Linked DNA regions of Homo sapiens: region 1 is linked to region 2. Evidence: chromatin contacts called from ENCODE Hi-C data. All regions are on one chromosome and are shown on one strand. The core of a region is the stretch at or near the end of the contact, and the rest is flanking DNA. Distances in the headings are between cores, read along the strand shown. Region 1 has its middle 11 kb from the start of MIR4483. Region 2 overlaps LOC124902507 (a long non-coding RNA gene).

The links. A loop is a pair of places that touch in the nucleus more often than their neighbours do. Pooled maps may share reads with other maps.
Region 1: a loop to region 2 is called in a map with no recorded cell type, with 2.1 times the contacts of the local background. The contact joins two enhancer-like sites. A Hi-C loop is called at or near these places in 1 of 168 maps with a recorded cell type or tissue (MCF 10A), 2 of 37 single-sample maps with no recorded cell type and 5 of 50 pooled maps.

The regions. Positions count from the first base shown.
Region 1 is chr10:113,786,970-113,790,350 of GRCh38, reverse strand. No RefSeq gene overlaps it. Among named protein-coding and RNA genes, the nearest start is that of MIR4483, 11 kb to the right of the region's middle. Within about 2 kb of position 1,475, at least 7 of the 41 ENCODE cell types and tissues checked have a DNase peak (open chromatin) inside an H3K27ac peak, as active enhancers do.
Region 2 is chr10:113,954,865-113,958,448 of GRCh38, reverse strand. LOC124902507 (a long non-coding RNA gene) reads left to right here. Exons shown (of 2, transcript XR_007062296.1): 2 at 767-1,087. Among named protein-coding and RNA genes, the nearest start is that of ADRB1, 87 kb to the left of the region's middle. Within about 2 kb of position 1,393, at least 3 of the 41 ENCODE cell types and tissues checked have a DNase peak (open chromatin) inside an H3K27ac peak, as active enhancers do.

The sequences.
Region 1 (3,381 bases), core at 226-2,725, 170 kb after region 2:
ACAAGCATGAGCCACCGCACACAGCCCAATTTCAGAATATTTTAATCACCCCAAAAAGAAACCCATTAACAATCACTTCATTCTCCCTTCCCCCATTCTCTGGCAACCAGTAATCTACTTTTTGTCTCTATGGATTTGTCTGTGCTAGACATTGTATATAAACAGAATCATGCAATATGTGACCTTTTATGTCTGGCTTCTTTCACTTAGCATGATGTCTTCAAGGTTCATCCATGTTGTAGCATGTATCAGTACTTCATTCTTGTTTGTTTGTTTTTTTTCTTGAGACAGAGTCTCACTCTGTCACTCAGTTCGGAATGCAGTGGCACTATCTCGGCTCACTGTAACCTCCGCCTCCCAAGACTCAAGTGATCCTTCCACCTCAGCCTCCTGAGTAGCTGGGACCACAGGTGTGTGCCACCATGTCCAGCTAATTTTTTATATTTTTGATAGAGACGGGATTTTGCCATATTGCCCAGGCTTGTCTCAAACTCCTGAGCTCAGGAGATGCATCCGCCTTGGCCTCCCAAAATGCTGGGATTACAGGCATGAGCCACCATGCCCGGCCTCTTTTTTATGACTAAATAATATCCCATATTATTTATTCCATGAATATATCACATTTTATTTATCTATTCCTCAGTTAATGGACATTTTCACTTTTTGGCTGTTATGAATAACGCTACTATGAACATTCATACACACGTTTATGTGTGGACATATATTTTCATTCTACAAGGGAACTTTTTACCCCTAAACAATTTTCACACCTGTATCCTTAATTAGGCTATCACCTCCCTGAGGGAACATATTTTATTCCTGTTAATATCACCAGTGCCTGACAGTCCCCTGAACCCAGAAGATGCTGGAAAAGTGATGACAGTGACAGCCGACAGGGATTAGGGAGTTCTACAGGACGCTTGAGAACTTCTTTGGCCCTCCAGTTACATTCTGGTGGCTGTGCACTGGGGGTTTGACCTGTTCTAGAATATTAAGTGAATCCTATTCATTCTTCAAGACATGAAATCCCTCCCACTACATCTCTGCACCCCAAATATATCCCTCCCTTGAAGCTTTTTCCAAACCAACTAGATAGAATTAGTCTTTAAGCCTTTTGTGTTTGTAACATTGAGTTGTGACTTTAACAAAGGATTTAGGATAATCATATTTGCCTTGTAGGTATCTATGTGTATGTTTTTATTACCTTCACTTGATGACGAGGTCTACAAAGCCAAGGATTCTTTATTATCTCCTGTCCAGAGGACTAGCCTAATGCCTTTGTCACTAGAAGTATGCATTAGTTTTGTATTAACTTGAGTATAATATAGAGCCAGATGGCCAACTCAAAGGAGGGTTATGAAACGCGTTTACTAGTCATAACAGAAGCTGCCACAGAATTCCCCTGGCTCCCGGAACCACAAAAGGAACCACTTTTGTGATTCTTCTGGGCAATAGGCCCAAAGATGAATGCGTGTTACTGAAATGAGAGATGTATAAAAACGCTGAGTCATTCTATGAGTCATTCCAACATGTTCCCTGTTTTTACTTTTGGAAAGTGAGCTCCATGTCTGATCCTGTCTGCACCGCCGTCCCTTGCTGGATTATTCTCTTCCAGAGCTCAGTTTCAGCTCCTCTTTCAGGACGCCTGTGGTCTCCAAAGCCAGTCTTTCTGGTCTGAGTTCTGGCTCTGTCTGGTACTAGCCATAGCCCTGAGCAAGCGATGTATCTTCTCTGTGCTTTGTCTCCCCATCCGAAACCCGGGGACAATAAGAGTCCTGGTCTCGCAGGGCTGTTTTTTGTTTTGTTTTTGTTTTGAGAGAGGGTCTCGCTCTCTCACCCAGGCTGGAGCGTAGTGGCAGTATCTCAGCTCACCGCAACCTCCACCTCCCGAGTTCAAGCTCAAGCGATTCTCCTGCCTCAGACTCCCGAGCAGGTGGGATTACAGATGCCCGCCACGACGCCCAGCTTATTTTTGTATTTTTGTAGAGACAGGGTTTCTCCATATTGGCCAAGCTGGTCTTGAACTCCTGACCTCAAGTGATCCACCTGCCTCGGCCTCCCAAAGTGCTGGGATTACAGATGTGAGCCACTGCACCTGGCCCACAGGGCTTTTATAGGAGTCAGTAGAGTGTTTGAATATTGCCCGGCAGATAGAAGGCACTCTCTGCATGTTAGTCATGGTTGGCATTCTGTTCCATCACGATCTCCTTCCTTTCTGAACCCTGCTATCACCATGTAGTTTGATAGTTCATTGTCCTCTGATTTTTCTTGGAGAGTGATTTTACACTGCCTCTAATTATTTTTCTGGTGGTCTCACCTATCCAGAACATACTTGAGAGCCAAGAGGCAAGCAAATGGCAATACCTCCACCGCCACCACCACCACTAGCACCAAGGCAACTGAGAACTCTAAATCAGTGTCACAGAACCCCTGGATTAAGAACCAACATCTTTACTCATAAAACCTCTTGGACCTACACTCAAAGCCTATTGATTCCTAGTGTGTATGGTTAGAACAAGCTGCATCCTCTGCTTTTGCAGCCCACAGCATAAACAAAGCAGTCTAGGATCAATTGGCATAGGTGGGAATAGTCCCCCACAGCTCAGTACTCCTTAGGAAATATTTAGAGTGTGGTAGATACTTAGAATGCCCATAACCATGTCCCTGAGTGGGAGGAGTTTAAGAATACAGGAAAGTGTTAAGAAATTTTAGAAAGATTATGATTCATATAAGCTAAAAATTAAACTTACAGAATAGTGCCATCTCAAATCATATCAGGTAAACAAAAGATCATGGTATGCTCAACTTTTCTCTTCCTCACTGTGTAGTAAGCTCTTTTTAAGAGAGTTTTAGATCTTCTATTTCTTTTATGTCCCCATAACAGCACCAAGCCTATTAACTGCTGCATAGGAACCTTAGAAATCTCTTAATTGTTGAAAAAATAGCTTACATTAAAAAGGCCCGGCATGGTGGTTCATGCCTGGAATCCCAACACTTTGGGAAGCTGAGGCAGGCAAATCACTTGAGCTCAGGAGCTCGAGACCAACCTGCAACGTAGTGAGACCTCATCTCTACAAAAAACACACACACAAAATTAGCCAGGTGCAGTGGTGTTTGCCTATAGTTTCAGCTACTCAGGAGGTTGAGGTGAGAGGATCGCTTGAGTCTGGGAAATCAAGGCTGCAGTGAGCCAAGATCCTGCCACTGCACTCCAGCCTGGGTGACAGGAACAAGACGCTGTCTCAAAAAAAAAAAAAAAAAAAAAAAAAAAAAAAAAAAAGCCCATAGCTTGATTTTCAATTAATTGCATCTGACCCCAGACCAAAAAGTAGTTATTAGCCTCACATTGGAATGACTCTGATAACATTTTTTGTGGTGGTG
Region 2 (3,584 bases), core at 144-2,643:
TAAATGGTTCCCCCAAGTCAGTCCAGTTTCTCTAGTTTCCCTGAGAACTTTGCCTGTGGCAGAGGCAGATCACAGAGGCTCCACTCCAGCACAGAGCAGGGAGACAGCAGGTCACACCACTGCCAGTTGAGTGCTCTGCCAGTTGATGGCAACTTTAGTAGGATGGATTCTTCCTAGGATGCACCTATGAGGCAAAGTGTTTTGTCCCAAGGGTCACAGGCTTACAATGATGGGCAGAGAGAAACCCATTTGCTTTGTGCAGACACCTAAAGGACTACTGTGAACGGGCTCTCCCTTACCAGGCTACTGCTGTCATCTGAAGTTCCAGTTTTAGAGATTTAGTTCTTGGTGGCACACAACTATAGTTCTAGCTACTTGGGAGACTGAGGCAGGAGGATCACTTGAGCCCAGGAGTTTGAGACCAGCCTGAGCAACATAGTGAGACCCCCTTCTCTATATTTTTGTTAAAAAGAGATTTAAATCTTTATGTTGAAACACAATCTGACTTATTACTGTGTCAGCCATTAGCAGTTTCACGTGAATTAATTTGTCCCAGAGTCCAGTGTGACAGCTGGTCCAGGCAGCATTGGATGGGGGCAGGGAGGAAAGTTAGGGCCAGAATAGAAGTTTGGGTGAGACGCTCATGCCATGGACTGGGGCAATGTGAGAGGCCACAGCCAAGGTCTGCCCTTTTCCCAGTTTTGCTGATCACAGTGGTAGTGAAAAAAAGATCCATTTTTAACGATCCTCCTTTTCTATTTCGGAGTCATACACAGTGATGGACACATAGCAGGACTTAAAAATGCTTGCTCTGCAACACGAAGACAACGACTGAATGACCCCACTTCCATGAGGTATCTAGAGTAACCAAACTCATAGAAACAGAAGCTAGAAGGCGGTTGCCGGGGTCCAGGGGGAGGAAAATGGAGAACTGTTGTTCAATGGTGATGGAAACGCTTTGGAGATGGGTTGTATAACAGTGTGACTATACTTAACACAACTGAGCCGTGCACTTAAAAATGGTTGATGGAAGCCCTGAAACTCTGTACGTCTATTACGCATCATTAAAAATATTGCTCAAAAAATAGTCGATGGCAAATTTTATGTTATGTATGTTTTACCACAGTATAACATTTTTAAACAGTGCATGCTTTTCAAAGACAATTTGGGCTTTTCATAGAGCAGATCCTCGGGAACTATTTGTTGACTTACTTGCAGAGCACATTCCTTTGGCAAACTCCCAAACCTAAGAGAAAGGCTCAAAAAGAAATAAGCAAAAAAAAGCATAAAGGCCCTGAAGCCCTTCAGAAACCTGTTTCCAAATTCTTCCAGATTCCAACTTCTCCCCTACTGAGGCTGTTCCCAAACCTGTCTCCACACGCCTCCCACTCCAAACCCAACCCTGCCCTGGCCCTGCCACATTTCCAGATTCTCTGTTGCTTCCCTCCTTTCAGATTCTACTTTTATCTTCTCAGATGTTAACTCTTTCCCCATCCAAAGCACAAAAAATTAGCCAGGCATGGTGGCATGTGCTTGTAATCCCCACTACCTGGGAAGCTGAGGTGGGAGGATTGCTTGACCCCGGAAGGTTGAGGCCGCAGTGAGCCGTGATTGTGACCATGTGACTGCACTCCAGCCTGGGTAACAGTGTGAGACACTGTCTCAAAAAAAAAAAAAATTGATTTGTCGTTATCAGTCCGTTTTCACGCTGCTGATAAAGACATACCAGACTTCGGGTAATTTATAAAGAAAAAGAGGTTTAATGGACTCACGGTGCCAAGTGCCTGGGGAGGCCTCACAATCATGGCAGAAGGCAAAAGGCACATCTTAAAGGGTGGCAGGGAAGAGAGAGAACCAAGCAAAAGGGGTTTCCCCTTATAAAACCATCAGATCTCGTGAGACTTTTTTACTACCAGGAGAACAGTATGGGGGAAACCTCCCCATGATTCAATTGTCTCCCACTGGGTCCCTCCCACAACACATGGGAATTATGGGAGCCACAGTTCAAGACGAGATTTGGGTGGGGACACAGCCAAACCATATCACTTGTAGAAAAAGTAATGCTTCAAAGCCTTCAATAGGGAATTGATAAATACATTAACTAACAAAGGAATACAACCAGCTATTAGACAAATGAGAGAGATCTCTGTGTTAGCAGGGAAAGATGATAAGGAAGACAAGGCAGGATATAGAAGAGTGATCCTCCCGCTTTGACTTCTCAAAGTGCTGGGATTGCACCATGCCTGGCCCTGTGGCAGACATCGAAAGGGCTGCTGTGAAGGAACTCTCCCTTACCAGACAACAGCTGTTATCTGAAATCCTACTTTTAGAGACTTAGTTCTCGATAGCACACACCTGTAGTCCCGTCTAAGCTGGAGACAGAGGCAGAGAATGGCTTGAACCCAGGAGTTTGAGACTGCAGTGAGCTGTGATAGTGCAACACGGGGCTGTGCTGTGAGTCCCGCCTACCCCTCCCCAGAGTGTAATCCAGGAAGATTTCCAGAGGAGCCTTGAGAGCTTTGACAATGTGTTAATGCCATTGGGAGACCCTGAAGGCTGGCCTCTGTCTCCATGGACTGGGGTCTAAGTGCTGTGAAAAAAATCTGAAGGCCGGAGAGGACTAAGTGTTTTGGAGGTGCTAGGGAGCTGCTGGACTGGGGATTCCCTGCTCCCCACATCTGCGGGAGCAGGAAGGCAGCTGTAGGGCTACTATGGTCTGAATATTTGTGTGCCTCCAAATTCATGTTGAAACTTCATCCCCAAAGCAACAGTATTGAGAGAGGTGGTGCCTTTAGGAGACGATTAGGCCATGAGGCTCCACCCCTCAAGGATGTGATTAGTGCCTTATAAAAGGGCTGAAGGGAACTAGTTAGGCCCCCCTTTTTGCCCTTCAGCCCTTCTGTCGGGGACAGAGCATTCGTCCCCTCCAAAGGACGAAGAGACAAGGTGCCATCTTGGAAGCAGAGGACAGCCCCCACCAGACATAAACCCACTAGGGCCTTGATCTTGGGCTTCCCAGCCTTCAAAATTGTAGGATATAAATTATCATTGCTGATCAATTACCCACTCTGTGGTATTGTGTTAATAACAGCAGGAATGGACTAAGAGACCATGATGTGTCTGGTCCAGGAGGCCCCAGCTGTGGGACACTGGGGGGTAACCTGGAAGTGTCTCAGGTTGACGAGGGGGCCATTGGGGATGGAGATGTATTTGCCCCATCAAGGGAACTCCCCCTCACAGGGGAGAGGGGCCAGCGGGGGATTTCTGAAAAGGCCCTGCAAGAGCATCAGCCTTAACAGTCTGCCAGAAACGGGAGCAGGGCCCAACTTGGGATGCCCCATTGCAATAGGAACTGTCTTCTGCCTCTGCTTCTCTTTCTCTGATGCCCTTTGACCCTCCACCTGGCAAGCAGTCAGGAAGAGAGTAAAGATCAGAAGAACCCATCATGCTTCCCACCCAAAAATAGTTCCACCCTGGGGAGGGAGGGAAGACATTCCTTTTACTGAATTGAGACTATGTTTGGGCCTTCAAGAGACTGCAGGAAGGCCTGAGTGATGCAGGTGCCAGCGAAGATCACCCTCACT